Regions from separate parts of the Homo sapiens genome. Here region 1 is linked to region 2. A link is an interaction called in ENCODE POLR2A ChIA-PET data of the cell type or tissue named here. Cell type or tissue: GM12878. All regions are shown on one strand. Links, peaks and the distances in the headings refer to the core of each region. The heading gives the core; the rest is flanking DNA.

What was found. Peaks named below come from ENCODE experiments on the same cell type or tissue, not always from the same donor. Only the 100,000 strongest peaks of a DNase experiment are listed, where the experiment ranks them.
Region 1: POLR2A ChIA-PET joins it to region 2 with 5 read pairs; 4 of 35 experiments call an interaction of 5 or more read pairs at or near these places.

Annotation. Positions count from the first base shown.
Region 1 is chr12:15,793,529-15,809,955 of GRCh38, forward strand. It overlaps the pseudogene MRPS7P2. Among named protein-coding and RNA genes, the nearest start is that of EPS8, 12 kb to the left of the region's middle. In GM12878, for the core only: no CTCF peak of the experiment used is centred there; no DNase peak of the experiment used is centred there.
Region 2 is chr12:15,725,337-15,742,426 of GRCh38, forward strand. The region is part of intron 1 of EPS8 (EGFR pathway substrate 8, signaling adaptor); the gene reads right to left. Among named protein-coding and RNA genes, the nearest start is that of EPS8, 56 kb to the right of the region's middle. In GM12878, for the core only: no CTCF peak of the experiment used is centred there; DNase peaks (open chromatin) are centred at 6,865, 7,505 and 7,965.

The sequences.
Region 1 (16,427 bases), core at 562-8,561, 64 kb after region 2:
ATGTCAAAATGCCCTAATTTCTTTTGTAATATGTAATTAGAAATGTATGGAAATTTTGAAGCATGATAGGAAGTATTCTTAACATGGAAATTTTTTCCAAATATAACCTCTATTTTCACCAAAAATAAACTATATTAGTTAAAAATAAATAAATGAATATACAACTTTGCTTACCCATGGATGAAATCTTTTGCTTTTCCATCTTTTTTAATAATCAAGAATTAGTTTTCCACAAAGGGAAGAAAATCCAACCAGTGTTACTTGAGTAAAAAGCATCTGAAAAGAACTTGAGTCTTTTGAAGAATTTAATGAGTGTGAAATGGTCATTCATTCAACAAATACTTTTGGACTCAACTAATAATTATAATTTGAAATAATAATGTAGTTGAATCCAATAGTGTAGCTGAGGTAAGAGGGTAAATCAAGAGAGACCTTTGAAAGAAGGAAAAAGGGGAAAGAGACCAAATGAAACACATGGAAAAGGTAATGAAACTCTAAGAAAAAAGAGGAAACCAAACAAAATGTAGAGGACATTGGGAGCTCCTTCAGGCAAAGAACTCCCCATCTTATACACTATACTTATATGCATGTAGAGAGTTGGCATGTATTTTTTTTAAGCTTCACACAGAAAGGTAAATTAGATTATTTGAAAAGTTCTCCAGCTACACATCACCTGGATCCCGCATAAAATATACTTTGATATGCATTGTAGGACTCTGAGACAGTAAAGGGAATCTCTCAGGGTCCAAAATGAAAACAAAACAAAACAAAATTGCTGAAGCAGGTGGGGTAGGCAGTAATCTTTTAAATAAGACTTAAACCGGCTACAAGGTGAAGAAGCTAATCTTTTAAATCCCATGTTAGCTGACTCTGCTGGAAGGAAGTCAGTACGGTTTCAGGTCCTTGGGCCCACAAGTTCCCAAGAGAGATAGACAGAAATCCTCTTTGGAGAAAAATAACCTCAAGTTAGTGTCCCAGAATTTCCCACAAATAAACATCAACCAAATAGGAATTCATAATCAAAGATCTCAAGCCATATAAGAAAATTCTGCTGACATGAGTGTTAGCAGAATAAACAAATATAATTCGATTTATGAGGCAAAAAAACTAATTAGCTATTATCTGGCTGTATAAAGAAATAAAAATTAAAATCATAAATAAATATCTAAGATGACTAGGCATACGTGAAAAGAACCCACTAGAACTTTTGGAAAAGAAAAATATAACTGCTAAAATATAAAACCCCATAAATGAGTTAAAGAGTAGATTAAACATAGTTGAAAAGAATAATGTAAGCTACATATGAAGAAATTATGCAGAATGCACCACAGAAGGTGAAAAAAGACAGAAAATAATAAACATTAAGAGATATGGAATATAGAGAATGTTAAGATATTACTCATCTCTAATTAGAATCCCAGAATGAGAGACCACAAAGAATGGAGTAAAGACAAGAGAAGACACAATAGCTAACACTGTTCCCAGATTAACATAGGACATGAATCTACAAAAAGAGGAAGTCCTGGCTATATACATGTATCAAGTAGGATACCTGAAAAGAAAATGAAATAGAGGCAGTACATATACATGTATCACATAAGATGCATGAAAAAAAGCAAACCAATATAAACTACAGTGAAATTTCAAAACACCAGGGGAAAGGCAATCTTAAAAGCATCGAAGGGGGGAATATTATTTACAAAAGAAAAACAAGTAGACTGAATAATTTTCAACAGCAATATGGCAGCCAGAAGAGAGTGGAATATCTTCAAAATGTTGAATGAAAATAGCTGTCAACCTATAATTTAGTGTCCAGAAACATTATATTTTGAGAACAAAAATGTAATTAAGACATTTTTAGATTAAAAACTATTCTTTTCACTGCCTTCACTAGATGAACTTCTGAAGTACACTTTCAGATGAAGGAAAGTGACCCAGTAGGAAATACTGGAATACAAGAAAAAATGGTGAACAAAGAAGCTGATTAACATTTGGGTTAATATAAAGAGGCCTGGTCTGTACAAAATAATATTAATAAATAATATGAAATTGTGAGGCTTAAAAGACACAGTTTAAATGCTAGAGAATAACTTACAAATCAGAAGGAGGATAATTAGAGTTAAATCATTCTAAGGTTTTTGTATTGTTCTGAGGAGTTTAATATATTAATTTTAAGTGTCCTTAAGAAAAATATTCACAATAAGATTTTAACAGAAATGATCCATATGGTACTTCACAACCTCAATTTTACAGGTAAACACACACACACACAAAGATAATAAATCATAGAGTTAGTATGTGATGAAGCTAGGATTTGAATTCAAGCAGAGAACGTGGTTTTGACCATTATGCTCTACAATATCTTAAAGACTCTAAAAGAACGGAAATGTGATGTAGAAATTCCAAACCAGTAGAGGAAGGGAGAAAGAATAAGAGGTAAACAAATATTAACAATCAATCTTCCTCTGTAAGCCACAAAAAAGCAAGAAAAAAGAAATGTAGAAGGAAAGGAGACACATAGATAGAAGGTAAAGACTGAGGAGAAAAACATTCAAGCATGTAAATAATCACAATATAAATGGACTAAACTTTCTAGTTAAAAGACAGAGTCAAGGCAGTTTTTAAAGATATAGCTATATGTTATTTACAAACATAAGAACGTGGAAAGCTTAAGATATATCAATTATATAATAATTAAAGCTGGTATAGCTATGTTGACATCACACGCAATGAGCTTCAAGATAAAAAAGCATTATTGTGGCTAGAAAAGGTCATCACATAATGATAAAATCTACAAGAGGAAATTGAAAAACTCATTATCATAGTGTAGCTATTTCAACACCCATTCAACCACTGTTAAGTTATTGATATCTCTCTATATCTATCTCTATCTCTCAATATATATATAGATTACTTATATAGAGACCTATATCTATCGATATATGTATATATCATATATATAATACATATGTGGCATATAGCAATTAGAGAATACACATACTCAACAAACCCATAAGAAATATTTGTAAAAATTAACCAGCATACCTTAATACATTTCTGAGAATTTGCATCATCTAGAAAAGGGGTTAAAAATCTTTTTATGTAAAGGACCTGATAACAAAAGCTAAGGTTTTGGAGGTCAGTGGTCTCTATTGCAACTACACAACTCTGCCACTGTGTAACTCAATAGCAGCCATAGACAATACATAAGCAAATGACCTTAACTATGTTCCAATTAATGTAAGACCCACTAAATTTGAATTTTATGTAATCTTTACAGACCTCAAAATATTATCCTTCTTTTGTGTTGTTTGACCATTTAAAATGTACCAACCATTCTTAGTTTGCCAGCTGTAGAAAAACAGGTGACAGGCCAAGTGTGGCCCATAGGGTGGTGATTCACTGACCTCTGATCTTGACTCATCTGTTTGTAAGGCAGTACAGTTAGAAATCAATAGCCGACTAATTTTTAAAACATTTAAGTTTAAAATGAAATTTTAATTAATTGTACTTTTTAATTTCTAAAGATTAATTTAAATGGGATTTAAAAACAGACTCCCCGCCCGGCATGCTGGCTCATGCCTGTAATCCCAGAACTTTGGGAGGCCACGGCGGGCAGATCACGAGGTCAAGAGTTCAAGACCAGCCTGACCAACATGGTGAAACCCCGTCTCTACTAAAAATACAAAAAAAATTACCCGGGTGTGGTGGCACATGCCTGTAATCCCAGCTACTCGGGGGCTGAGGCAGGAGAATCACTTGAACCCAGGAGGAGGAGGTTGCAATGAGCTGAAATCCCACCACTGCACTCCAGCCTGGGTGATAGAGCGAGACTCCATCTAAAAAAAAAAAAAAAAAAAAAAAAAAAAAACAGACTTCCCAATAATGTATGAATAGAAGAAGAAATCATAATAATAAAATTTATAAATATGTAAAACTGCAAGAAAGAGAAATAAATTCTAGTATATTCTGTTAACAAAATATTCTATAGCGGTGAACATGAGGAAGCAACCACTATGTTCCGCAGTATAGATTACTCTTAGAAACTTAGAGTTGAGTGAAAAAAGTCATAGAAGATTATGCATGATAAGATATCCTTTTTAGAGAGCTCAGAAAAGCATAACTAAATGATTTATTATTTAGGAGCAGCAGACATTTGTTAAAAATTTGTTTGTAAACAAAGGAATGTTTATCACAAAATTCAGAATAGTAGTTACCTCTGAAAGGCAGGAAAGGAATGAAATGAGGAAGCTAACACAGATAAGTTGCAATAGTATTGTAAGGTGAATCATCGGTGCTCATCTTAATTACTATTCTTGTCCCTCCTGGGAGAAAAATTGTGGAATTGCATACGGTAGGGAGGACCTTAATGCAGGGAGACAGCCATGGCTAGGGAAAGGCTAAAAGAGATGAGACAGAATGACGGAAGAAGGACAATGGAATTGTTGCTCTAATTTGTGGTGAAAGTGCTCCAGTCATATTCTCTTATTTACCTGGACTCAGGTCATCAGAATGTCTCATTCCCTATTATCTCTGACCTTTGAATGACTGATGAGCTCTGTAGATTTAAAACAAAAAAAAAAACTCCTTTCTGAACAAGAGCACAGGTATTCTGTTTCCAATTTTAAATGTGAAAGTTTGTTTTTATGGTTTTTATGAAAAGGTTGATTTCCTCCAGCAATTTTAATGTTCTGTATAACTAACAGAAATTTAATTTTTGAATTTGAGAGTTATTGATCCATTTACTAGTAACAGCTGAATGTTCCTTAAAATGCAAAAGAGACATTTGTTTTATCTTTTTGAGAGAATGGTGCTGTTTGTTCTGCAGAACTGGAAATTTGCCATTTATGAGCAGCACTTATCTCACTATTTACAGCTTTTTCTAATCAGATCTAGGCTTTTTATTTTCCTACTTGTGCCTAAGCAAAAAAAAAAAAAAAAAGAAAGAAAAAGAAAAGCAGATGAGAATGAAAAGGGAAGAAAATAAAATAACTGTGGGGGGGGGGAATCTTCAAAAAACTATCTGTTTAAAATTATAGTAGAGCTTTAAAGTGGAATTCTACTATACAATTGAAAAGAATGAGGTGGTGACATTAACTACTAGCTAGGATAGACAGCAAGATATATATTTATTAAGGTGGGGGGAGACAGCATGTTGCAATACATTATGTAGTATGAATTAACTTATATAAAAAAGAATAACAAATAAATATAAGCCAACATTCTACCAGTATTTTATGGGAGAGGGGTGACAGTGTAATAGGAGTCACTTTCACTATTTCAGTTAATTTATTTCTATAATTGAATTTTAAGCCATTTTTAATACTACAAAAAAGTATTATTTTGTGGCAGAGAAAATTTAACTTAGTAATATTTTATTATTCATTGTGGATTTTTCATGTTTCTCAATTCTTTACTCCTGCTAGAACTCGGGCAGATTTTTAAAACTCCCATCCCTAATGTCCAAAGTTGCATTTTTGTATCTTTAGGATTGCTGAGCTAGAATAATCCTTAGGCTATTTAACAATTCCCCCTGGGTAAGCTCATTGGCATTGCAAACACAGACACTGTTTCCTTTAGTTGGCACCCAAACTTTCTTCTTCCTTAACAGCAGAATCCTCAGCAGGGAAAATAAAACGAAAGAAAACTCCTATTACGAATTTGGAAAGTTTTAAAATGCAAATGCACATTTATCAATACCTATCTCACCGAGATCACTTGTGCTCAAGGTAATTCCAACAACCTTAAAGATCATTTTCCTGATCACAGCACAGAAATCCCAGTTTCGTTTTTGCTTTGGTTTTTTTAATCAAAAATTCATTGGTTGCTAAGAAATCCCAGTTTGGGCAAGGCAAGAGCAAATATATCCCACAGATTTTAAATGTAACTTCATCTTAAAGGACTCAGAAACACATCCACAACCCCCAACACACACACAGAGAAAGAAAGAGAGAATCTCTAAAGTGTGCTATAAACACTTGTTGGCTTTCCAAAAACATTAAGTTTCGTACCACTTTAATGAACACTTTTTAAATGCAAAGCTTTCAAAGTATTTTCTTCACTTTATTGTATGAAGGATGCATTTCTTTCCTTCCTCTCTTCTTTCCTTCCTTCATCCTTCCTTCCTTTCTTCCTTCCTTCCCTCCTTCCCTTTCTTTCTTTTCTTTCTTTCTTTCTTTCTCTCTCTCTCTCTCTTTCTTTCTTTCTTTCTTTCTTTCTTTCTTTCTTTCTTTCTTTCCTTCTTTCTCTCTTTCTCTCTCTCTCTTTCTTTCTTTCTTTGAGACAGAGTCTCACACTGCCACCCAGGCTGGAGTGCAGTGGCACAATCTTGGCTCACTACAACCTCCGCTTCCTGGGCTCAAGCGATTCTCCTGCCGCAGCCTCCCAAGTAACTGGGATTTCAAGCATGTGCCACCACACACGGCTAATTTTTGTATTTTTAGCAGAGACGGGTTTTTGCCATAGTGGCCAGGCTGGTCTCGAACTCCTGACCTCAAGAGATCTGCTCACCTCGGCCTCCCAAAGTGCTAGGATTACAGGCGTGAGCCACTGCACCTGGCCAAAGGATGCATTTCTGATCTTATTAACCACACTCATCATTCTGGGCATTCATGACTGTACTACAGAGGTACACGACCCTTTAATCAAAACCCTTGCAACCAGATGTTTTTAATTTTGTAAAGGGAACATGGTACTTATACCATATATTCGTCCCACCCCAAATAAGGTCTGTAATTAACACATTATTTCTGCAGCAAAACATATTCCCACAAATTAGAATGAACTTCCTAAGTTGCCTCACATCAGTTCAGATAAGATTTGCTGCCAAACAAGTACAAGACAAGTCAGGCTTTGCTACCAAATGGAATTTGAAAACAAACAACCCAACCAAACAAACTTAAAAAAAAAATGAATCTTTTGTTTTGATACTGCAGATAAGTCACTGCGCACTTATGTAACAGTGACTAAAAGGGTGCCTGAGTTGTTTTGTCTTGGATGTAGAGGTCATGGCTATCATTTTGAGGACTCGAGGTCTGCTTCTCTAAGTCTTCCTGCCTCTATGCAATCTGGCATCCTCCCGTCTGTTTTGTTGCTGTGATTTCCTCTACCACCTTTCCTGTCCTGTTAATTTATCACTTTTAATCTGCTGTGACTTAATGAAATAGATACTAACATTATAATTATGTATGAAATTAGAGTAAGTAGGTTTTACATCAGAAGGCCAAAAGTTGTTTTATAATAAGGTATATAAACTTTGCTCATATTCATGATAAAAGCTATTTCAACCATTTAGAGGCTTTTTTGTTTGCTAGTGATTCGCACCTGTATTTGCAATTTTTGAGATACTTATCTTTAAAAAAAACCCAACACTCCCCACTCTGAGAAAAAAAGAGAGAGATACATTGTCTCATTTTATAGATGTCATCTATTTTCAGGATCTGACATCTTATAAAACCATATTATTATAATATATATATATGACATTTTGGTCATCGAAAAATAAGCTAAAGTTTAAAACTTATTCACTCTAGCACAAAAAAGATTATGACGATAAATAGTGAAGTATTTGTAAAATATTAAAAGTAGAATCTCAGCATGACTTTTGTAAACAATAACAGTCAATTGCCAATATTTTTATTATCGCTCAACTTGCAAGTCCTTCCATATTCTGCCCCTGCCTTCTGCATTTATCTTCCTTTATTACTGCTGTCAGTGTGAGCCTTTCCACAGCTCCAACATGTAGAGCCCTTCAGCGGCAATGCCCACACAGGCCATACTTATCCCTGCAACACATAAGAAATCTGAGGAGGCCGGGCGCAGTGGCTCATGCCTGTAACCCCAGCACTTTGGGAGGCCGAGGCGGGCGGATCACGAGGTCAGGAGATGGAGACCATCCTGGCTAACACGGTGAAACCCCGTCTCTACTAAAAAAATACAAAAAATTAGCTGGGCGTGGTGGTGGGCGCCTGTAGTCCCAGCTACTCGGGAGGCTGAGGCAGGAGAACGTCGTGAACCCGGGAGGCGGAGCTTGCAGTGAGCCGAGATCGTGCCACTGCACTCCAGCCTGGGAGACAGTGGGAGACTCCGTCTCAAAAAAAAAAAAAAAAAAAGAAAGAAAAAAAAATCTGAGGAGGAGTAGAGGGTCACAAATAGAAATCAACACAGGAATGTCCAAGACTCAAGGTTCCCTGAGGGAAGTAGCCAAAGCTGGTCGAACATCAGTATCAAGTGTTAAGAGAGAGAGGTAATGAAAGCCCTACTCCAGAAGAGTACCAGGAGAAGTAAGAACAAAGAAACCCAATCAGGTGACTCAAGCATAAGAAAGCATCTTGAGGGCCTCTGACTCACCCATTTAGCAAAGGTCCAAGTACCTGCCAAGCACAGGGATGGGCCCTGGGGATACAAAAAAAAAAAAAGTACAAAATGGTCCCCACCCTTCAGGGCATGCAGTGTTGTTAGCAATTAGACAAGCATAAACAAATAATGACAACCATATACCATGTCATACCAGTACAATTTAATACCAGGTGCTACCTGAGCACAGGGAAATGAGTGCCTGACGCTGCTGTGCAAAACCAGCAGTGACATCACAGAGACTTGCTGTGCTTCCTTTCACTGAATGGCTTCCAACTTCCATGCTGCTCCTCCAGCGCTCTGACATGCATTCGCCACAGCGCCTTAGCACTTGCTCTTCCCTTGCCCTAGAGCACTCTTCTTCCAGATTGCTACATGGCTCACTCACTTCATTCAGTTCTCAGCTCAAGTGCTACCTCATCAGAAAAGATTTCTCTGACGAACCACCCTATTTAAACTATACTCCTACCCTGCCTAAACCCATACACACACACACACACACACACACTCACTCACTCTCTCTCTCCCTATTGCATTACATTGCTTTTTTATCACAGCACCTATCACAATCTGAAGATCTCGTTCAATTATTTATTGTCTGTTTCCCTCATGTAAATTCTGTGAGAGCAGGGATATCTGTCAGTTTTGTTTATTGCTATATATCCCCAGTGCTGGGCAGAGTTTAATGAATGAATAAGGAGAAATTTGAGCTGAGTTATGAAGAACATGTAGCAGTTTATCAAGGGAATGGGCAGGAGGTGGAGGCAGGAACACAGAATGTACATAGACACAAATAACAAGGAGTCAAGGCACTGTTAAAGGAACTTAAAGAGGGAAATAAAATAATCTGTTCCTGGCACACAGTGTGTTTATATTCCATGTTATTAAATAAATGAGTGAATGAGTGAATAAATGGTTGAATTAATAAACAGAGTTGTGCTTTAGAAAGTGTGTAAGGGGGCTGGGCATGGTGGCTCACACCTGTAATCCCAGCACTTTGGGAGGCCGAGGCAGGAGGATCATGAGGTCAGGAGATCAAGATCATCCTGGCTAACATGGTGAAACCCTGTCTCTACTAAAAATACAAGAAATTAGCCAGGCGTGGTGGCAGGTGCCTGTAGTCCCAGCTACTCGGGAGGCTGAGGCAGGAGAATGGCAGGAAGCCAGGAGGCGGAGCTTGCAGTGAGCCAAGATCGCATCACTGCATTCCAGCCTGGGTGACAGAGTGAGACTTGGTCTCAAAAAAAGAAAAAGAAAGCGTGTAAGGGGGCAGGCCTGTGCTGGATTTGCGGCAGACTGTCTTGCAGCTTCTAGGGCTAACTCAGGTGAGGTGGAGCTGCTAGGGTCCTGAATTCAGAGATCCCTTGATTGACAAGGAACATTATGGCAAGCCAGTGGCTGAAGTAACTGAGGAGGAGAAGAATGATCAGGAACTCAAGGAGACTCAGCTCATCAAAGCTGCTCCAACAATGACAACGAGCTCTGTGTTTGAAGACCCCACAATCAGTAAATTCACCAACATGATGATGAAGGGAGAAAACAAAGTACTAGCCAGATCCTTCATGACTCAGGTTCTGGAAGCTATGAGAAGTACCATGATGCTTCTGCAGGGGAACAGGCAACCATTGAACACAACCCCTATACCAGAGGTCCCCAACCGTTTTGGCACCAGAAACTGGTTCCCACCGACAGGGGAGAGGGGGTTGATGGGAGAGGGGTGGAAGGGATTGATGATTTCATCAGGCACTGGATTCTCATAAGGAGTATGCAACCTAGATCCCCGAATGTGCAGTTTACAATAGGGTTCGTGCTTCTATGAGAATCTAAAGTTGCTGCTGATCTGACAGGAGGTGAAGCTCAGACGGTAATGCTGGCTTTCTCACCTTGCTTGCTCGCCACTCACCTCCTGCTGTGTGGCCTGGTTTCTAACAGGCCATGAACCTTACCACGGGTCCATGGCCTGGGGGTTGGGAACTCCTGCCCTACACCGTCTTCAACTAGGCAGTGAAAAACTATGAGCCTGTGATTGGGCTGATACCCATCCTCAAGGGAGGCCATTTCTCCTGGATCCCTGGATCCTCACCCTACCAATATCACCACTTCCTGGCCATAAAGTGGATGATCACTAAGTGGCACCAGGGGATGCTGATGCCAGCCAGAGAAGCTGTCGCATGGGCTGCTGGAGGCTTTTTGCAACCAGGGCCCCGTGATCAAGAGGAAGCATGACATGCACAAGATGGTCAAGGCCAACCATGCCCTGGCCCACTACTGCTGGCGGTAGAGATTCCAGAAGGAGCTCAGGGCCCTCCACTGCAAGAAATACTGTGAGCCACTGCCACTTCAAAAAATAGCTGTGGGTTAAGGATGTAGTTCCTTTTTAAGGGCCGGCAGGCCTCATGAGAAGGATGGAGCAGCATATTTATTGCCTGGTAATCCTTCTTTCTTTGAGGCTAAAATTTGCTCTCCCTCTGTCCCCCTCTCCTTGTAAAGAGAGAGCACATTGTCTTGGAAACGTCGTCCAAGAAACTTAGGACCCAGGCTTCTCTTCGCTCAGCTTGGGATGGACCTTTGGATGATATAAAAGGAAGCGGTTTTAGGTATTAGAAAAGATTTTGGACATTTGGATGATATAAAAGGAAGCGGTTTTAGGTATTAGAAAAGATTTATTAGAAAATTCTCACACTGAACTGGTATACCTTGTGGTACAGTACTACCATTCACTAAAACTGTCTGGAGGGGGAAAAAAGAAAGTGTGTAGGATAGATTGATGGAATGGAAGGTAGGAAGTAGAGAAATCTCAAAGGCTAGTCTTCTATAAAGAGAAAAATCAGGCTCCAAAATGGCCTTAGCCCCTTCCCCTCAACAACCCCACAGAAAAACAAAAACAAATATATAGTGCTGAGATTATCACTAGCAATATACAGAACTCAAATATGAGGAGGAGATAGTTCCCGAGACCACAGAAAAGTGAAACAACTTTGAGCAGAGAGTAAGAAAATCAGACTTCCATATCCAGCACATGCTTCCTCCTTCCTGGCACCAAAAGTGTGGAAAACTTCCCTTACTCATGGTTTCTACACGGGAAAAGTGAGATAAAGGTGGGCAACAAGCTTCTCTATCATCTTGGGTTCCCTAGCTGGAAACCTGTCCCTGCCTCAAACCACAGGAAGCATACCAGGTGCTGTAGGTAGAAATATCCCTGAGGGCTGCCAGACACAAGGAAGGGAAGTGGAACTACCATCCCCAGCCCTGGACACTCTGCTCTGTAACTTGGCAAAAGAAAATGCCAAGGCTGGGTGCAGTGGCTCATGCCTGTAATCCCAGCACTTTGGGAGGCCGAGGCAGGCGGATCACGAGGTCAGGAGATCAAGACCATCCTGGCTAACGTGGCGAAACCCCATCTCTACTAAAAATACAAAAAAAAAAAAAAAAATTAGCGGGGCGTGGTGGCATGTGCCTGTAGTCCTAGCTACTCAGGAGGCTGAGGCAGGAGAATGGCGTGAACCCAGGAGGCGGAGCTTGCAGTGAGCCAAGATTGCACCACTGCACTCCAGCCTGGGCAACAGAGTGAGACTTTGTCTCAAAAAAAAAAAAAAAAAAAGGAAACACCAAATCAGAGTGTCCAATCAGCAGCACCATGCAGCAGGAGGTACATTCCACAGGTTGGTCCCCCTAGGCACAAACCCCTAACAATCCTTTCCATATTAATAGGATATCCTTTTTCAGACCTCCCTCATTAAAGACAGGCTATGTGAAAGTACACAGTCAAAGAATTAAGAAGAAAACATAGTGAAAAGGAACAAAGATCACCCACAGGATACAGAAAATTACCTCAACAGACCAAATCCAGGAATTATTGGTGTTCCAGGAACAAAAAACAAATAAAGGGGTCATTTCAGCAAGAGGATATAACAATTTTATAACACTTATATATCAGTGCACCCAACGCCAGAGCTCCCAAGTATATAAAGCAAACATTAATAGATGAAAAAGGAGATATAGACTGCAATACAATAAAAGTAAGGGATTTTACTCTCCATTCTCAGTAATGGATGGATTATTCACACAGAAAATCAACAGAGTTAAACTACACCCAAGACCAAATAGGCCTAATTGATATTTACAGAGCATTTCATCCAACTGCTGCAGAATACACATACTTTTCATCAGCACATGGAACATTCTCCAGAATAGACCATATCTCATGCCAGAAAACAAGTTTCAACTAATTCAAACAAGTAGAAATCATATCAAGTATCTTTTCTGACCACAATGAAATAAAACTAGAAATCAATAAAAAGAGAAACCTCAGGGAATACACAGACACGTGAAAATCAAACAACATTCTCCTGAATGACCAGTGGGTCAGTGAAGAAATTAAGGGGGAAATTTAAAAGTTTCTTGAAAGAAATGAAAATGGAAATACAACATACCAAAATCTATAGGATACAGCAAAAGCAGCAGTAAAAGGGAAATTTATTGCAATAAATGCCTATATCAAAAATGTAGAAAGACTTCAAATAAACAATCTAAATATACACCTCAAGGAACTAGAAAAGCAAGAACAAACCAAACCAAAATTAGTAGAAGGAAAGAAATATAAAGGTCAGAGCAGAAATAAATGAAATTGAGACCAAAAAAATACAGAAAATCAATAAAACAGAAAGATGATGTTTTGAAAAGATAAACAAAATCAACAAACTTTTGTCTAGACTAAGAAAAAAGGGCAAGGCGCGGTAGCTCACACCTGTAATCCCAGCACTTTGGGAGGCCAAGGCAGGCAAATCACAAGGTCTGGAGATCGAGACCATCCTGGCCAACACGGTGAAACCCCATCTTTACAAAAAATACAAAAAATTAGCTGGGCATGTTGGAGCGTACCTGTAGTCCCAGCTGCTCAGGAGGCTGAGGCAGGGGAATTGCTTGAACCTGGGAGGCAGAGGTTGCAGGGAGCCAAGATCATGCCACTGCACTCCAGCCTGGCGACAGAGCAAGACTCAGTCTCAAAAAAGAAAAGAAAAAAGAAAAAGAAAAAAAGAGAGAAGACCAAATAAATAAAATCAGAAATAAACAAGGAGACATAACAACTAAGACCACAGAAATGCAAAGAATTAGAGATGATTATGAGCAACTATTTGCCAACAAGTTGCAAAACCTAAAAGAAATGAATAAATTCCTGGACATATAATACCTACCAAGATTGAACCATGAAGAAATAGAAAAATAATGAAGGCCTGAACTAAAAACATGAGAGTAGAGAAGAGAGATTACATCTGAGAAGCAAGCCAGATTGTCATATGATTGATGTGGAGGAGTCAAAGAGGAAAGAGGATTCTGATATGGGTGTCCAGATGGGTGGCAGTGCCATCGGCTACTGAGTAAAACCAGGCAAGGGGACTACAGTGGGGAGGTAATCCATTCCATGTTGGAGATCTTGGGATTGAAGTGCCTTTTTAACAGGTGAAGACAACGAATATGTAGCGTAAAGTGTAGGCCTACGAGTATAGTCAAGACAGAAGACAGATTTGGTATAGCATGGATGTCTTCATCTTCAGAATGTTCTACTGGAATAAGAAGACAAAATGTAAGGACCATTTAAGAAATCAAGAGGCAGAAAGAAGAAAAGGAGCCTCCACAGAAAACTGAGAAGCAGCAGCTACTAGGGTGATGAGATGAAAACTGTGGGTTCAAGCCCCATGAAAACATGCAGTGTGCTGTCTAGCTCACTAGTCCCAGTGCCCTGGCCCACAGGAGAGACTCAAATACATAGGAAAACTGAACCAAGTAAAGCAGGGAAGAGGGAGGGATGGAAGGGAGCTTGGAAGGAGTGAACTGGTTAACAGTAAAACTACAAATGTAGCAAGAAACATAGTGAAAGCTAAGTATTCAAAATACAATTTATTTCATTTTATTTATTTTTGTTTGTTTTAATTTTTTGTTTGTTTGTTTGTTTGAGACAGAGTTTTGTTCTTGTTGCCCAGGCTGGAGTACAATGGCGTGATCTCAGCTCACCACAACTTCCGCCTCCTGGATTCAAGCCATTCTCCTGCCTCAGCCTCCTGAGTAGCCAGAATTACAGGCATGCACCACCATGCCTGGCTAATATTTTGTATTTTTAGTAGAGACGGGTTTTCTCCATGTTGTCCAGGCTGGTCTCGAACTCCTGACCTCAGGTGATCCACCCGCCTCGGCCTCCCAAAGTGCTGGGATTACAGGCATAAGCCACTGTGCCCAGCCTTTTTTATTTATTTTTTGAGACAGGCTCTTCCTCTGTCACCCAGGCTGGAGTGCAGTGGCAGGATGATAGTTCACTGCAAGCTCAAACTCTTGGGCTCAAGAGATCCTCTTGCCTCAGCATCTCAAAGTGCTGGGATTACAGGTGTGAGCCACCACACCCAGTCCGAAATGTATTTTAGTAACATGCCAGACACCGTTTTGACCAGGTTACATAGCTTAATTTAGTCAATTCTTATGAAGACCCTGTAAAGTAAGGATTATTATTATCCCCACTTTACAGATGAGAAAATGAGGCACAGAGAGGTGAAGTTGCCTAAGGTGACACAGGAAATCAATGAGAGAGGCAAGATTGAAACCCAACTGTCCTGCTTCAAAGCCAACATTTATTTGCACAGATGGGAGAGTGTGCTTTCTGAGGGAATTTAAGTGTGGGCAATTTCAATGGAGTGGCAGCTTTGTGGCCTGGGAAGCTGAAAGGAAGGTGAAGAAGTGGAGAGAGCAAAGGTAAACTGCTGTTGCAAGGAGCTTAGCTAGGAAGAGAGGATAGACTAGTAGCTGGAAGGGAACATAGGAGTGACAGAAGCTGTTTTGTGTTTTTAATGAGCAAGTCTGGAGCATGTGGGCTCGATAGATTCTGTTTACATTACACTGTAGAATTTGCTCAAGGAAAACGAGGGGGTTGGATAAAAAGACAGATTCCTTCCAGCTTTGAGTCTACTATTCCACAACTTTGAAATTCTTTCTCAGTGAAGCCAGATGGAAGATTTTACTTGATAAAATTAGTTGGAAAAAATCATTTACTACACTTTTAATGAGGTATTTAAATAGAAACCCAAAGACCTATTTATTCTAATATCGTTTTAATTCATGAGCTTTTAATGTTTTCCCAAGCTGGTCTGTGACATTTCTTGGCCTAAAGAGAAATCTAAAGTTTTTATTGTCTTTAGATTTGGCCTAATGACATGTTTCTGCTTTCCTGTCTAAGGTTAGGAAAGAAAGAGTCAAGGTTATCTTGGGTTCATATTCTTTTTCTCCATTGCCTTTTCCTTTCTGTTCTCTGCCCCTCTTTCCACACAAAGAAAAAAAAGTAAGTGCAGGCGGTTATAAAAAAAAAGCCATGTTTCTTTCACAATACATCTTAAACTAATGTAATCACTCGTGTAAGTGTTTTCTGCAATTTTCTGTCTACTAAATATCCCTTGAAACACTTCAGCTTTCTCCGAACCTGGTATCTTTCACTTATGCTAAACTTTTTCTTTTCTCCTTCTCTTCCTATGAGCAAGAGAGAAGGATAGACTAGTAACTAGATAGACTAATAGCAGTGTATGCATGTCAATCCCAGAAATTACCCCAGAGCCTCATTTTATCTCTACATCACTGCACAAAGCCCTTTCTCAGCACACCTGCTTCAATTATACGTATTCCTATTTTTTTCATACTTTTTGCACTTTCCTATCTCCAGTTACTCCTTTTCCTATCCTTACCTCAGTTTTCAATTATCCCCTAGTAGGGCTATAAGAAGGGGAGAGACGGCTGCAAAAAATATAGAACTCATTTTTTCCAGCTTTCAGATGTGTTTTGGCACCTACCAAAATTGGTATATCCCCAGTTTTGGAAATTCACTATACTTCAGACAAAGTAACATTACACCTGGAAGACAGGTCTCAAAAGGAATTAGAGAGCTATTCACTTAGCAAATCTTTGCTCCTTGCTCATTTCTATTCTGGGCACTCCTCCATACAATGGATGAATAGCATTATCTCTCAGACAAATGCAAATAATCTTCATAGAGAGATCTTTATGTTTTTCTCTAAAGTATGGTATCTTTCTAGCTC
Region 2 (17,090 bases), core at 4,349-12,348:
TGGCTCACACCTGTAATCCCAGCTACTTGGGAGGCCGAGGCAGGAGGATCACTTGAGCAGAAGAATTGAACAGGAATTCAAATCCAGCCTGGGCAATATAGTGATACCCTGTCTCAAAAAAAAAAGGAAAAAAACTAAAAAAAAAAAAAAAATCTGCATGGGTGTGCACATACATTTTGTAGTTTACACGGCACTTCATTTACATTGTCCTGCCTAATTCTCATACCTTTGTTACCTTATGAAAAATTCTAAAATACGGTGACACAATGGGTCTTCATCATATGGTGATTCACTCACCACCACAGTATCAACCTTGGACATTAGACCTGTAAAGATCTCATTATCTCATTAAAAGAATCCTGACTCATCATCATCAAATAACAGAGAAATGAACAAAAAGATGGAAAAATATGAATTTTAAAAATTTACAAGCTCTGTCAACATACAAGTTTTATTATATATTTATCAGATGTGTGTCTTAAGCATTTGTTGAAATTTGTCTCACATCAGTAGGCTGCTTGATTGGTTCAAAAATAAGATGCAGAATTTGGCCTTTAGGTTTCTCTGTTTTACAAATACAGGTATAGATACACATATTAAAAGTGTACACATAGCACATGCATACACTGAACAGCATAAACACTGAACAAAACATAAATCTAATAAAAAATCATACTTAAATATAAGATCAGAAGACTTTAATATGATGGCTAGTTATCAGTCACTCATGAAAATTGAATAGACAGAAAGATTTAAGGAAGCAAAATGCCACTTCTCCTCCAGAAAGCCTTTGTGGGGAGCTGATATCTGAGGACTATTTCACAAGAGAAATTAAAGAGCTGACAAAGCAAGAAGGATTGGGTGCCTTTTTTTTCAGATGAAGGACATGTTGAGGAACAAAGATTACAAGCAGGAAAGCAGCAAGAAACAAAAGGGATAATTACACTGTCAAGAGTGACAGAGTGATGGGATTTACGGAGGGGGCTGGAAATCTCAGACTCATCTGTGGGATATAAAATTCAGTCTCTGTGGTTGGCAAGGAAGAAAATCTTAAAAACAAATCCCTGAAGAGGAAAGCACTGGCTCAGAAGAGTTCAAATATCTGCCAAAGTCCAAGTAGAAGGACCAGAACAAAAGCTCTGTAGTGATACATGCCAGGTAGTTATAAAAAATGGTCAAGGGAGGGGGTCAGATTTTGTGAAAAAGCCTGATGTCTGTGTGGTGACAGCAAAAAATGAAGATACACACTTACATACATACACATGGAATGCTTTCTTGCCAGAGATATTAGTGATATAGTGGGCACTCCTTAAAATAGTGAGACAGCAAAAAGAGGCAAATTTTGAAATGACAATCTGTAGCTTTATTTTTCTTAACTTGGTCTGAGCTGGTAATTAGTTAATCTGTTCCTGCTTTGCCTCCTGAAAGAATGAATAAAGATTTACCGAGTGCCTACTATGTAGTGTGTACTATATTAGGGATAAATGAAATCATATAGTCATCCTTGAAGCAGAAATGATTACTCCACTTTCATTAGTGATGTAGAAGGAAGAGAGAGGAAAATTTAATTCAGGCTAATTAAATAGAAAGCTATTTTCATTACTGAAAGTTATGAGTTGGAAAAGACACAGCATAACCAGAACTGTACTAATTTAAACATATGACAACTTAGATTTCAATTGTTAAACAGTTAAGAATGACTACAGTTCAGTGAGTGGTATTTTTTCAAGGTCTGAAACTCACTAGCTCTCTGAAACCATCATTCCACTCAGGAAATTTTATGAATTTGTTTAGTTAAATCTAAGTTAAGTACAAGTGACTACGTTTTTACTGTTTAAATTTTTTACAAAGCCTGGGCACCTGGGGTTCTGATTACTTCCCTCGTGGATTTAATATCTACCTTTATACGTAGGACTTTACACAACTGGGTTTGCTTTAGAAGCAACGATTCGAAGTAGATTAACTCTCACTATATCCCCAAGTAGATCTGACCATTTGGCATATAGTATATATTTCTAAATCAACAACTCATTTTATCATCCCAAATTCATTGTTTTACTTGTGTCCATCACTCCTCATTCTTGTGTTTTATTTTAAACATAATTGAAACACTTTAATATTTCCTTTAATGTTGGTAGATACTAATAAATTTAACTTAAGACAACTGACCCATTGCTACAACTTTTGTAAATACAGTAAAGCAAGGTATTTAAAATTCTGACTCATTAAAATAAAGAATAAGGCTGGGCACAGTGGCTCACGCCTGTAATTCCAGCACCTTGGGAGGCCGAGGTGGGCGGATCACGAGGTCAGGAGTTCGAGACCAGCCTGACCAACACGGTGAAACCCCGTCTCTACTAAAAATACAAAAATTAGCCGGGCGTGGTGGCGCGTGCCTGTAATCCCAGCTACTCAGGAGGCTGAGGCAGGAGAATCACTCGAACCTGGGAGGTGGAGGTTGCAGTGAGCCAAGGTTGTGCCACTGCACTCCAGCCTGGGCGACAGAGCGAGACTCCATCCCCAAAAAAAATAAAATAAAATAAATAAGTCTAGTTTCCTTTACTAAGATGCTTTTATCAAGATGGTTCTCCCATAATGCTTTAATAAATGATGAAAAACTTATAACTGCAGCATAGAATAATTCCCTACCAGGTCTGACTGCAATGGAAAGATTTAAAGCCCTGTGAAATGAGTAAGCCCCTGCTACTTAGCACTGAAAGGGAATAATCAACAGATTAAAAAGCATTGATGTAGCTAATTCTACTAAATCATTAGTTTTGCATTCTACCTACTAGCTTTTTAGTGATGGAACTTTAACTGTTACCAAAAGCGTAGTCGACTGGTATTATAGAAAGAAAACACAAGTGACCTAATCCAGAAGAATCATGCCAACCATAAAACTCAGCAGATTATTCATCACCATGGCAATAAAAGCAGGCACGGAAGCCAATTCATAGATTCCATTTTCAAACCAGGGGGGGTGCCTTGTGGGTGTATGTGTGTATATAACTTATCCAGTGTCCTTGCCATGCTAATAACAATCCAAGATGAAGCTTAAAGAAACTACAGCAGTGGCCCTTTTAAGAACACTGGATCCCGACTCATGGAAGGGTCATCTGTTCCTCACTACAAAGAACCTTAGAGAATGTTACACAAACACAGCAACAATAATAAGGAACACTCTCCCGGGTGCTGAGTCATTAATAGAATTTGAAGAGTCAGGCATTGCTCCTAATACCACCATATTTATGTGAGGATAGCATATATCTTTTACATGAAAATACAAGGCCTAAAATCACAGATTTTACTATTTACATTTCAGTGAAATATTTATGCTTTGTGACTTACTTGAACACAAAACAACACTCCATTCCTGAGACTTTCAATAAGTTTAAACTGAAAATGTTTGTTGCAGAGATGCTATTTCTAGAAATATTTAAAGCACAATATATGTTAATATCAAACTTTGGTAGCAAAATATTCAAGCCAATAAAAATGGGCTAAAGGACACTGTTAAGAAAATGAAAAGACAAGCCACAGACTAGCAGAAAATATTTGTAAATCCATCTTTTTTAAAAACATTTCTTGTAAGGCACTGTGCTGGCAGCAAATTCCCAGTTCTTTTGTCTGAGAAAGTCTTTACTCCTCCTTCACTTTTGAAGGATAATTTTACTGGATACTGAATTCTAAGTGATTTTTGTTTCTGTTTTCCAATACTTTACATACTTCATTCTACTCTCTTCTTGCTTACATAGTTTTTGAAGAGATGTCCGATGTAATTCTTACCCTTAATCCCCTAAAGGTAAGGTGAAGTCACCCCCCGACCTGTCAAAATCTTCCCATTGTCTTTGAATTTCTGCAATTTGAATAAGATATGCCTGTCTGTAGATTTTTTGGTGTTTGTCCTGAGCTTGGCGTCTCTCATTAATTTTGAGCTTCCAACATTTGTGGTTTGATGTCTGTCATTAATTTTGGAAAATTCTCAGTCATTATTATTTCAAATATTTCTTTTGATCCTTTCTCTCTTTCTTCTCCTCATGGCATTCCCATTCTGCATATGTTACACCTTTTGTAATTGTCTCACAATTCTTAAATATTCTGTTTCAGTTTTTTCCTTCTTCTTATGGCTTCGGTTAGGGAAGTTTCTATTGCCCTACCTCCAAGCTCACCGATTCTTTCATTAGCCCTCTCCAATCTACTGATGGCATCAAAGGAATCAAAGGCATTCTGCATTTCTGTTAGTTTTTAATTTCTTTAGTTGTGTCCCACAAATTTTGATATATTCTGTTCTCATTTTCATTTAGTCAGTGTATTTTTTATCTCCCTTGAAATTTTCTCTTTATCCTATGGATTATTTAGAAGTGTGTTGTGTTATCTTCTCAATGTTGGAGATTTACTTATCTTTCTGTTATTGATTTCTAGTTTGACTCCACTGTGTTCACAGAATGCGTGTATGATTTCAATCTGTCTAAATATGTTGAGGTACTTTTTATAAGCAGGAATACAGTTTATTTTGATATGTACAGTGCCTTCATTAATGTTTACATAGGTATGATTAACTCTCAAGGTCTGTACCTCCCCACACACCTCTTGAATAGTATCTCTCGATTAATCCTGTTTAAATACATTTTGATTTAACTATTCACAATACACTTCTAGGGATCAAGAACCTAAAATGGCTCCGTACTGGCTATCACAACACTGTAAATTCACCTGTGTAGCTTCTGAAGTCCATCGTCACCTGGAACCCTCTCCATTATATCAACTCCCATCTCTATAACTTTGGGGCATCTCAACTTTTCCTTAGTTTTGATAACCATATTGATAATTACAGTTATTTGATAAACACTTTTGTAATACACACACACACACAGAGTCATTTACCCATTCAGCTAACTTATGAAATAGGTATGATAATCATGATTTTACAACAGAAGAAATAAAAGCTCAGAGTTTGGTACTTGCCCAAGACCACATAAGTTAAGTGGCAGAGCCAGGTTTCAAATTCAGATCTTGATTACTCTAAAACTTCTGCTGTCCATCACTGGAAGAATAAAAGCATGACTTTTTTTTTAGCACTTGATTCCATCCAGTTTAATTTAACCTATATTGGGGAGTATAAACTGTAAGCATGGAGCTAGGTACTTGAAGACAATTCTGAAAAATAAAGATTCAACAAGATACACTAGAACTAGACTATAATTGTCTGCAGGCAGCTTAAAAACGATGGGACTTTAAGATAGATAATTCTAGTTTGTAAATAAAACTATGAACTCTTTGAGGGCAGGGGCCTTCTCTTTACCCTGGCATATGACTACTCAATCTTCTCTGTATTTGCTTCCTGTTTTCCTTTTAAGAGAATTACGAACCTATTAGGACCACTATACATTGTTATCAGTATCGACTAGTTTCTAACCGCTGCTCATCTATACTTCCTTTCTTGTTGGTTCCTTAAGAGAGTCTCCCATAATAACTATGTCCTCAAATTATAATATAGCCCTTCTTTTCCTTCACTCCCCTCAGAAAATAATTGCATCTCCCATATAACTAAAAAAAAAAGAGATACAAATGGCATGCCCTCCTTTACATATAAATAAGAATATCTACAATAGCACACAAGGTCTATTAGATGTTAAATACTGCTTTAAAAATAGATTCACAGATGACATTTCAAATATCCCATTTACTTATTTCAGAAATGCCTCTTGTGCAAAAAGTTCAGTCAAAAATATATATCATAGTACCTTAAAGGCATATCTATATATGACATAGAAATTCATCTTTTTTAGATAGAATAATTAAAATGTCATGGGCAACTGCTATCCAGGTTTTTAGCTAGCTTAACCAAATCCTCTAAACAGAATTCCTGTAGCCTTGGAAATGTTTATTCTCTTTTCAAAGTATTTTGAAGACAAATTCAGAATATAAAACTTTAATAAGCCTTCCACCATTAAAAATATTTAATTGACTTTTTTTTTTTTAGATGGAGTCTCACTGTGTTGCCCAGGCTGAAGTGCAATGGCACAATCTCGGCTCACTGCAACCTCAGCTTCCCAGGTTCGAGCTACTCTCCTGCCTCAGATTCCCAAAAGCTGGGATTACAGGTGCCTGCCACCACGCCTGGCTAATTTTTGTATTTTTAGTAGAAACGGGGTTTCACCGTGTAGGCCAGGCTGGTCTCGAACTCCTGACTTCAGGTGATCCACCCACCTTGGCATCCCAAAGTGCTGGGATTATAGGCATGAGCCACCATGCCTGGCCTTAATTGACTTTTAATTGGCTTTTTCACATCATGTGACTTCATGCTAAAGATTCTAAGAGCTAAAGTATTTTCTGAATAGAGAAGATTTTTTTCTAGTATTCTTGCATAAAAATATTTCATTTTGTCTTCGTGTAAGGGTCAATAATTTCAATCATCCCCCAAACTGGCAGCAAAAAGCTGTTCAGTGTGCTGTTAGCTAACCCCTACAGCTTGTGCAGTCATATTCTGAATGAAAAACAGAAGATAAAGTGTGTGTGTGCATGTGTGTGTGTAGGCAAAAGGAAGCTGGGTGGTTAATCACTATATATATCTGTTCCTTAAAATCTGATTTCAGGATGGAATTTTTTCATTTTATCCATAAAAAGGAAACAAACTGAAAAGGTAGATTTTTTTCTTTCAAACTGGCTACTACTTAAATAACTGCCTACTCCTGAGAGTAGGTAAGTCTAAAGTGAAACTACGCATTTCATAAAACTCTAACCCTATTCCCAGTAATGCAGCTCATTAGTGACCAATTAACCCATTTTCATAAGTCTATATTAATCTCAGCCAGAAATGTTGACATATCTCTAGGGCTGGCTGGACATTCTCATCTTAACGAGATGAATGGTGTATCAAAGAAACTATGACTACACACAATTTGTCAAGGTGATCTACTGTATCGAGACCTTCATCAACAATGCATTCCATTTTGAGCCCATTAGTACAAAACTCCCTTTAGGTTTTCCCACATAATTATGGTGATAATGACAACAACAATGAGGAGAAGATATCAGTAATAACAATACTTACATTATTCTGTGAACTTCTTTGTGCTCCACAATGTACGAGGCATTTTATATACACTATCTCATTTAATCCTAACAATCCCAACACTACACCCCTTTTACAACTATAACATTTAAGGCTCAGAGAGCATGCATGCCCAAAACTAAACAGTGAAGACTATGAAGCCCGGCCTATCTGCTACATCCTACACTCACTATCTACATAAAAAAGCAACTGGTAAATGTTCCTTAAAACTATTTTTCTTTAAATAGTCAATTATTTTTTGGAGAAGTCAAATAAATGACCTACTGTTTACTAAGAAACAACATTTCTTAAAGATGAAAAAGAATATGATTTGCAATAAAGAGAACACAAAAGTACTTGCCAGATTACTCATAGTTTGGAGGTTACAGTGGCCACAGGAGAATAAAACTCTTGAGCTAGCGCTGAAGATTAAAGGACATGTTGTTAATCATTGTTAAGGCTTTGAATACAGCCACCTCGGTCATTATGCAAGGAACAGAATAAGTAAGCTATGTGAGGAAAATATAACGTTTTCTTGTAGACTAAGACACAGAAATAGCAGCTGCAACATTAGACAAAAATGACCACCTAGGTAGTCATGACTACCACACTAGAATTGAACGATACCTAAATAATGGAGTACATGGAGATGATTTTACTAGCAGCTGACCAGCATTCCTCTCCCAAAACAGATACTGGAAAGAAATATAATGTATTCGTCCATTTTCACACTGCTATAAAGATACTACACAAGATTGGGTAATTTATAAAGGAAAGAGGTTTAATTGACTCACAGTTCCACGGGCTTAACAGGAAGCATAGCTGAGAGGCCTCAGGAAACTTAGAATCATGGTGGAAGGGGAAGGGGAAGCAAGCCCGTCTAACAGGTGAGAGGGGACAGTGTGTGAAGGAGGAACTGTCAAACACTTAATAAAACCATCAGATCTCATGAGAACTCACTCTCTATCGTGAGAACAGCATGGGGAAAACCATTCCCATGATCCAATCACCTCCCACCAGCTCCCTCCCTCAACACATGGGGATTCTGGGGATTATAATTTGAGATGAGATTTGGGTGAGGACACAGAGCCAATCCATATCATATTGTTCATTAAATAGTATCTTGGCACCTTTAAAAAGCCTAGATATACCTTTTGTGAGATGAAGAAAGAATAAAAGGACATGTGAAAACACCTCAGCCCAGAGATAAGAGGACCACATGTTCTTGGTGGATGGAAGAAGAATAACAACAACAGAAATAAAGGCAGGTAAAAAGAAAAACAAACAAACAGAAAAACTAATGGAGATAGAAGAAATATCCATTCCATTTTACTAAGCATCATACCACATATATCAAGGCATCCAGATGAATGATTAAAATTCTAGAGAAGGGACTAGGCTTTTCTCCACAGCAAGAAATGTAAAAACATTGAAAATAATGTAAGCTGGTTTTTAATGGAAAATACATTTTTATTTTTATTTTCTTGAAAAAGGGTCTCACTCTGTCACCCAGGCTGGAGTACAGTGATGCAATCTCAGCTCACTGCAGCCTTCACCTCCTGGACTCAAGTGATCCTCCCACCTCAGCCTCCCAAGTCAGTGAGACCCTCAGCTAATTTTTGTATTTTTTGTAGAGAAAGGGTCTCTCCATGTTGCCCAGACTAGTCTCAAACTCCTGAGCTCAAGTAATCCTCCCATCTCAGCCTCCCCAAAGTTCTGGGATTACAGGACTGAGTCATCATGCCTGGCCAGAAAATTCATTTTTAATAACCTATAGATTAACAATGCCTTCAAAAATTTTCAAGTGATGTGTAGTTCTAAAAATGTCAATGCTTTCAAGACCATATAATCAGTTTAGTTTTGTTTTCTCTCCTCCTCAGCTGCTTCCTCCTCTTCCTTTTCTTCTATTTGTTTGCCAGTTTATTCAGAAACAACATATAAGATGGCCCTGTTTTACTACTGTTCCAGGGGCATTAGGCTACAATAACATTCAAAAGTTTCATGCTTAAAAAGATTCTCTGTGGTTGGGCACGGTGGCTCACACCTGTAATCCCAGCACTTTGGGAGGCTGAGGCGGGTGGATCACGAGGTCAGGAGATCGAGACCATCCTGGCTAACACGGTGAAACCCCGTCTCTACTAAAAATACAAAGAATTAGCCGGGCATGGTGGTGGGCGCCTGTGGTCCCAGCTACTCGGGAGGCTGAGGCAGGAGAATGGCGTGAACCTGGGAGGCGGACCTTGCAGTGAGCCGAGATCGCGCCACTGTACTCCAGCCTGGGCGACAGAGCGAGACTCCGTACAGAGCGAGACTCTGTCTCAAAAACAAAAAACAAACAAACAAAAAAAAACAAAAAAGATTCTCTGCACGTAACTTTGTTAATTCCCATTTAACTCACTGTGACACTTCACGATATTAATACTTCTACCTTACATTGTTCATAATAAAATACTTTCATATCGATGATCTCAATTGATTCTTATAATATGTAAGCTGGAAGGTAAGCAGGGCCAACTGCCATATCATTTCCATTTTAAAAATAAGCAAACTGACACAAAGATGTCAAGGAACTAGGGTCACAACACTGAAGGGCATCTGTAGCACAGCCCAGGTATTGACAGGGAGCTCCGAATGCCTAGCCTGGAACCCTCACCACGACTTCACACTAACAGCATTTCATGGATAACTGTAGTATTCCCAGGTACATGCAAATGACAAAGTTTCCAAAGAAACAGTAGACTGATTTAAGTATACTAATTTTTCTACAAATGAACTCACCTCAGAAATGAAAATAAGCTCCAATTCTTACGTTTCTACTTTAGTCCAATGAAGGCTAAGTTAAAGGTATTCTGCATGTAACAAAATGATAAAAGAAAAATATTCATTTTGAAGCACAATATGCAAACCATAGTTGCTTTTGCTTAAGAAATATATTTCATTCTTCCCTATACTTTTTTGCTCCCTCTTTTTTATCAAGATTCAAAATTATATAGATGGAAAAAATGAAGAGGAAAGAGATCATGAAGGATCAAATATTGTCTTATGGCGCATCCCACGTTAATGCTACTTGACTTAATCCTTACAGTAACCCTAGGAAGTACTGAAAAAGCTAACATTCTAAGATTAAAACTATGATTTGAATCCATGTCTAATCCTAAATGCCTCAAAGCTACTTAATTTTGAATCTTTTTAATATTTTTCTAGCGTTTTATAAACTGTAAGTAAAATAGGCACATTTAAGTACTTCTTCTATGTAGATGTGCATGTATATTGAGCTCAAAGCCTACAAATAAACATAGTAATCAGGTTATTTAAATTGTAGACCTTTTAAAAGTGCATGTTATTAAATGTAACCTATATCTGTGTAACTTACTGTTGTAAAATATATGTTGAATATGTATCTATCAATTAAATATTTAAACAATCCATAATTGGCAATATTTTTAAAAACTTATATAGAAAAAAATGCCAATAATAGGACAAAGACAAAGAGTTTGTGTTTTTTTGTGTTTTGTGACAGGGTCTTGCTCTATTGCCCAGGCTGAAGTACAGTGTCATTATCATAGCTCACTGCAGCCTCAACCTCCTGGGCTCAAGCAATCCTTCCACCTTGGCCTCCCAAGTAGCTAGGACTACAGGTGCGTACCACCATACCCAGCTAATTTTTAAATTCTTTTGTAGAGATAAGGTCTCACTATGTTGCCCAGGCTAGTCTCAAACTCCTGAGCTCAAGCAATCCTCCTGCCTCAGCCTGCTAAAGTGCTGGAATTACAATCATGAGCCACTGTGCCGGGCCGAGTTTGTGTTTTAAACCAAAAACTATCCTAGTATCATGTCACTTTAATGAACTGTAATAATTAACAATATTAACTTTTTTATAACATGAGTCTAGCACCAAGGAAAATGGACTTTGGAGTAAAGGAGATCTGGATTTGAATTCCAACGCCATAAGTTAACACTACGGAAATACTGAAGAGAATTTCATTCTTCTGTACAGAGGTTAATATAATAAAAAATCACTTGCCTGGAGGCCACACATATATGACAACCTCAGCAATGTCATAAAGTAAGTGTAAAACCTATATGGCTAGCTAAATAGATGTCACACCCTCTATCTATGTGCTGAACTTCTGCATTTTACTCACAGAAGATGCCCTCAAGCTTGGTTAAGATCTTATTAATAAATCTTTCTTTTTCTATAGGTTCTAATGAAGTTAGTAAGCAAATCAATCCGCAGCAGGTTAGAAGCATTAAATTTGAATTTAGGAAGCTAGGGTTGCTAGATGTGGCAGAAAGAAGAAAGAAATTGGTGTATTATGATAATGAGAGAAAAATAATACATAAGATGCAAAGAAAAAATGCATAAGGCATCCTCAGAGTATGTGATATAGAACCATACAACCAAGCATATGTCAATACCCTCCATGGAGACACTATATTACAGCCCCAATAAACAGTACGCATGATGATGAATTTACATTATGCTTATGAAGGATGGGATGTGCTCAATGCTTATAAGAAAAATTATCCTAAATACTTAAAAAAATAAAATCTTCATATTTAAAGTAACATACTTTAATTCATGTAGCTAGACAGCTAGGAAACTCAGTTGTTTTTGAATTTGAAAAGCACACTATTAGGTAAACCTGATAAATGAGATGTTAGTATAGTTAACAGAACAACTATTAGGGGCTCAGGCCTCATACCTAGTACCAGACAGTGTACTAAACACAATAGTGTAGGTCTCTTCTTTCAAAAAGCTCACAGCTCAGTAGAAAATACCACCATAAATATCAATAAATTGTAATACTATTTGGTGCCGTAATAGAGGTTAAACAAAAGACATATAATGTTTAATTTTCTCCTTTTATGACATTACCAGCTACTGAAGTTCAAAGCCTAGACACTTTAGTTCAGAAAGGGTTGCAAAACGTGACTTTAAGAAGGCTGAAACAAACAAAATAGTTTAGAAAAAATATACCAAAGGGAAGACTCTGTAACATAGATTAAAAATAAGCATCAGAAGTTCCATCCCTCCTCCTTTCTACAAAGAAAAATAATGACAACAACAACAACAACTAACATCTACTGAGAGCTTACTATGTTCCAGGCTCTGCTCTAAGTGCCTAATGTATATGAACTCATTTAATCCTCACAATGACCCTATGAGGGAAGTTCTATTATTATCCTAAATTAACAGATGATAAAATTGAGGCATGAAGACATTAAATTATTTGCCCAAAGTGACACTGGTAAGTGAAGAACTAAAACTGAAAACAGAAAGTCCGGCTTCAGAGCCCATGATGCTAACTATTATATACCCAAATATTAAAAACTTAATGATGCTACTGTGTTGTAGAAAATATAGTTCTCAAAGCATATCCTAGTGACTTTTTTTTAAATATTATTAAATCTGTTTCAACAGTCCCGCGACACCAATTATTTTCCATTTTTGCTCATTTACCAATACATGTTTATGATTTGGATCTATCTGCTCTATATTCCTCAGGTGTTTTTTGTAAGTACATGAAAAACTTCCCTAAGACTCCTGTCATTAAAAACTCAGAAACTAAGAAAGAGTAGCATTTTTCCACTTTTTATACAAACTTTAAAATTAGCTAAACAAATAGTAAATGAGGGGAATTCGCTCTTCACAGAAATATTTTTTATTTTAATTTTGTATATAAACTACCGAAATAGATATATTTCCTAGTGTTATTTTTGGTAGATAGTGTTTAATACATAGTAGCTAATATTTTAATTGTGAATATCTAACTATTATTCTAATTAATATCACTTTTATTCTAACTAATATTAGACTCATTTCTCAACTGCCAGCTATATTTCCCATAGATGTAAATGATCATTTAGAAACACACCCACCCTGAGTGGCTAAGAAACCCTTTTGCACATTGCAGATATAGGTAGTCTTCACATAATTAACAAGATTTTGCCTATAACTCCTATTCACCTAAGTTGTGAAGATAAAGGATAAATAATATTGTTAGGAAAATTTAAAGATGGGCTTCTGTCACTTAAATACCCAAAGTTAAGTTACATTTTCAATATGTTTGGTGTTTGAAGGATCAATCTATACTAAAAATATCAAAATAATTCATTGAACTTACTGAAGGTCCTTCTATAATAAGAACATTCTTAGCCCTGAAGATAAAATATTAACAAAGAACAACTTCCTTCCAACTCACTTTATGCCCTAGGGCATTCTGCATTATTATGCCCTAGGGCATTTTAAGTACCTTAAAGCACTTGTGTTGTATTTAATATCAGTCATTTGTTTGCATATTTGTCTCATAGTTGGAATATAAACTACAAAAGGACACAGGCCAACTTGGTTTTTTTTTTGTAATACCAGCAGCTACAAAGTCCTGGCAATAGCAGGTGCTTAATAAATGTTTGTTGAATCCACTTACAAGCATACACCTTCACTCCAAGGACCTCAGATTAAATCATTAAGCGTGCCACGTTAAACAGTCCATGGTGGAGCTAAATCTACCAAACCTGAGACACGACTCTCAAGAGACTTTCATTTGGTCTTATTCTGACCCCTTAGTCCATGCAGGCATGTCTATGCAGATTGCTCTAATATAGCACAGACTACATCCCTGGGTTACTATTCTAAGCCTAGATCCTTTAATCTATAATAATAGCTAATACTCACTGATAGCACTCTATGTACCAGGTACAACACAAAACACATCATATACCTTAGTTCATGTGATCTTTACAATAACCTGAGAATAGTATTACTCCCATTTTACAGGTGAAGATGCTGAGGCCTTAAAGAGGTTACAAAAAATGTTTAAAGTCCCAAGATCATAGGGCAGAGGCAAGATTTGAGCCACATCTGTCAGACAGTACAGTCCACATTCTCCACCACTGACATTCCTAAACAGAAGGTGTGATGATTAATTTTGGGTGCCAACTTCACTAAATTAAGGAATACCTAGATAGCTGGTAAAACATTACTTCTGGGTGTATCTGTGACGGTGTTTCTGGGAGAGATTGGCGTGTGAGTCGGTGGCCTGGGGAGGAGGATCTGCTGCCCTGAATGTGGATGGGCACCCATCCAATCGACTGGGGGACCAGATGGAACAAAAAGGTGGAGGAAGGGTGAATTTCTTCCCACTCTTCCATAGTCAGGACACCCTTCTTCTCCCGACCTTGGATGTTAGAACTCCAGGGTCTCTGGTTTTTGGACCCTGAGACTCACACCTGCAGCTCCTCAGGCTCTTGGGCCCTCAGCTTCCCTGGTTCACCATCAACTTCCCTGGTTCTCCAGCTTGCAGATGGCCTATCGTGGGACTTCTCAGCCTCCACAATTGTGTTAGCCAGTTCCCCTAATAAGCCCCTTATCATCTATCCATCCATCCATCCACCCATCCATCCATAAATAGATATCCTATTATTTCTGTCTCTGGAGAACTCTGACTAGTACAGAAGGCTACTAGTAAACAAAGCTTTTCAAAGAAGCCTCTAAAGGTCCCTTGAGGTCACTTTAGATAGTTTTTAATGAGCTTTTAAAAAGCAATGTTTGTTTCCTTGTGGGAGTCTACCATTTTCAACTCTTACATTCTCTGACACACAGGGACTCAGGAATACAGAGAATACTAACCAAAAGAAGCTACTCCGAGGTGACGGCAAAGTTAAGGATAAAAAGCATGCTCAAAGAAAAAATCGGAGCAGACTAGAAATCTTGTGAGCAAAACACTAGAAAAAAAAATCAAACTCCTAGATGCACAATCTTATTGCATAAAGGACCAAATCTCTATTAATAACTAAAATCTTTATAGGGCTTAAAAACTCTAGAGCACCTACAAGCATACACACTAAGTTCACTAAATGGGAAATTCGTAGGCTGGGAGCGGTGGCTCACGCCTGTAATCCCAGCACTTTGGGAGGCTGAGGCTGGCAGATCATGAGGTCAGGAGTTGGAGACCAGCCTGGCCAACATGGTGAAACCCCGTCTCTACTAAAAATACAAAAATTAGCCAGGCGTGGTGGTGCATGCCTGTAATCCCAGCTACTCGGGAGGCCAAGGCAGGAGAACTGCTAGAACCCAGAAGGCGTAGGTTGCGGTGAACCGAGATCATGCCACTACACTCCAGCCTGGGCTACAGAGCAAGACTCCATCTAGAAAAAATAAAAAATAATAAAAATAAATAAATAAATAAATAAATAAATAAATAAATAGGAAGTTCCTGAGGCAAAAAGCTGCTGCTAGAACATATGTGTCATATAGATTTAATGCTAAAATTTACATGAGAGCCAGTACAGGCTAAAGAATAAGACAGTCTCTCCCAAGTTTAAATTTCAGCTCTGCCAATTAATACATGACTTCAGGAAAGGTACTTATCAACTACTCTGAGCCTCAGTCTCCAGTATGTAAAATAGAAACAATAATACCTCCCTGTAGCGAAATTAAGAGAAATGTGGCTAATGCATCATGTCCACAACCATTAAGTTGAGTACATCTACGTGGATTGGTAATGATAGAAAAAAGGTCAATTTCTTTTTTAAAAAATGGTGCTTTTAGTGACCTGTATGTTCCAAAGCAGCAGCAGCCAAGAAACTGACCAATAATGGAGAGTTGTCCTAAAGTCCAAATTCCCAGGCAGAATTGGACTGCCCACAAAGAAGACCCTACCCAGAGAGAGGGGTATATCTAAAAAATGCTCTTCACCAAGGTGGGCTTCATGGGCAGGCAGCCAGTACAGCTGCATAGAGTCGTGGGCTCAAAAGGTCCAGGACCTTGTTCTGTGGTAATTATCTTTAAATTCTTAATAACTGTATCTTTGAATTTGCATTTTGTATATAAAGTCCAATGGGGTAACAGAGCTTGGCTTAGCACTGTGACTCATGTGCAGTCCTGCCTCCAGCCACCCCCCTCCACTAGGGACAGAAACTGGGTTGCAGAGAGGAAATGGCCATCCCCATCCTGAGCCAGCAGTGAGATGCCACTTTAGGTGGGTGACTCAGTGGGGTCCTCTTGCCCACCCCCAATTCAGGTACCAAGCGAATCCTGGCAGGATCATTTGTAGGTTGACCATCTGCAGTTTGGGGTAGAAGGGGAAAGTGACTTTCCTAGCTGGAACCCCCACATTTCATTTTGTTCTTGGCCCTGCAATTTATCGAGCCTGCCCCTGTCCCTGACTTTGTGAGGGCAACAAAAATACTACCAAGAGGAGAGAGGTGATTGGTTAGCACATATCATCTTTTAAAGCGTAAAGTCCACTGGGAAACTATTAGCTACTCCAGCTTAGATTAATCAAACTGTTGCCTTTGCAACATCACATCCAGATCAGTAACATTAAGTCTTTTTTTTTTAAGTTCTAGGGTACATGTGCACAACGTGCAGGTTTGTTACATATGTATACATGTGCCATGTTGGTGTGCTGCACCCATTAACTCGTCATTTACATTAGGTATATCTCCTAATGCTATCCCTCGCCCCTTCCCCCAACCCTACGACAGGCCCCAGTGTGTGATGTTCCCCATCCTGTGTCCAAGTGTTCTCACTGTTCAGTTCCCACCTATGAGTGAGAACATGCAGTGTTTGGTTTTCTGTCCTTGCGATAGTTTGCTCAGAATTATGGTTTCCAGTTTCATCCATGTCCCTACAAAGGACATGAACTCATCCTTTTTTATGGCTGCATAGTATTCCATGGTGTATATGTGCCACATTTTCTTAATCCAGTCTATCATTGAAGGACATTTGGGTTGGTTCCAACTCTTTGCTATTGTGAATAGTGCCGCTATAAACATATGTGTGCATGTGTCTTTATAGCAGCATGATTTATAATCCTTTGGGTACATACCCAGTAATGGGATGGCTGGGTCAAATAGTATTTCTAGTTCTAGATCCTTGAGGAATTGCCACACTGTCTTCCACAATGGTTGAACTAGTTTACGGTCCCACCAACAGTGTAAAAGCATTCCTGTTTCTCCACATCCTCTCCAGCACCTGTTGTTTCCTGACTTTTTAATGATTGCCATTCTAACTGCTGTGAGATGGTAT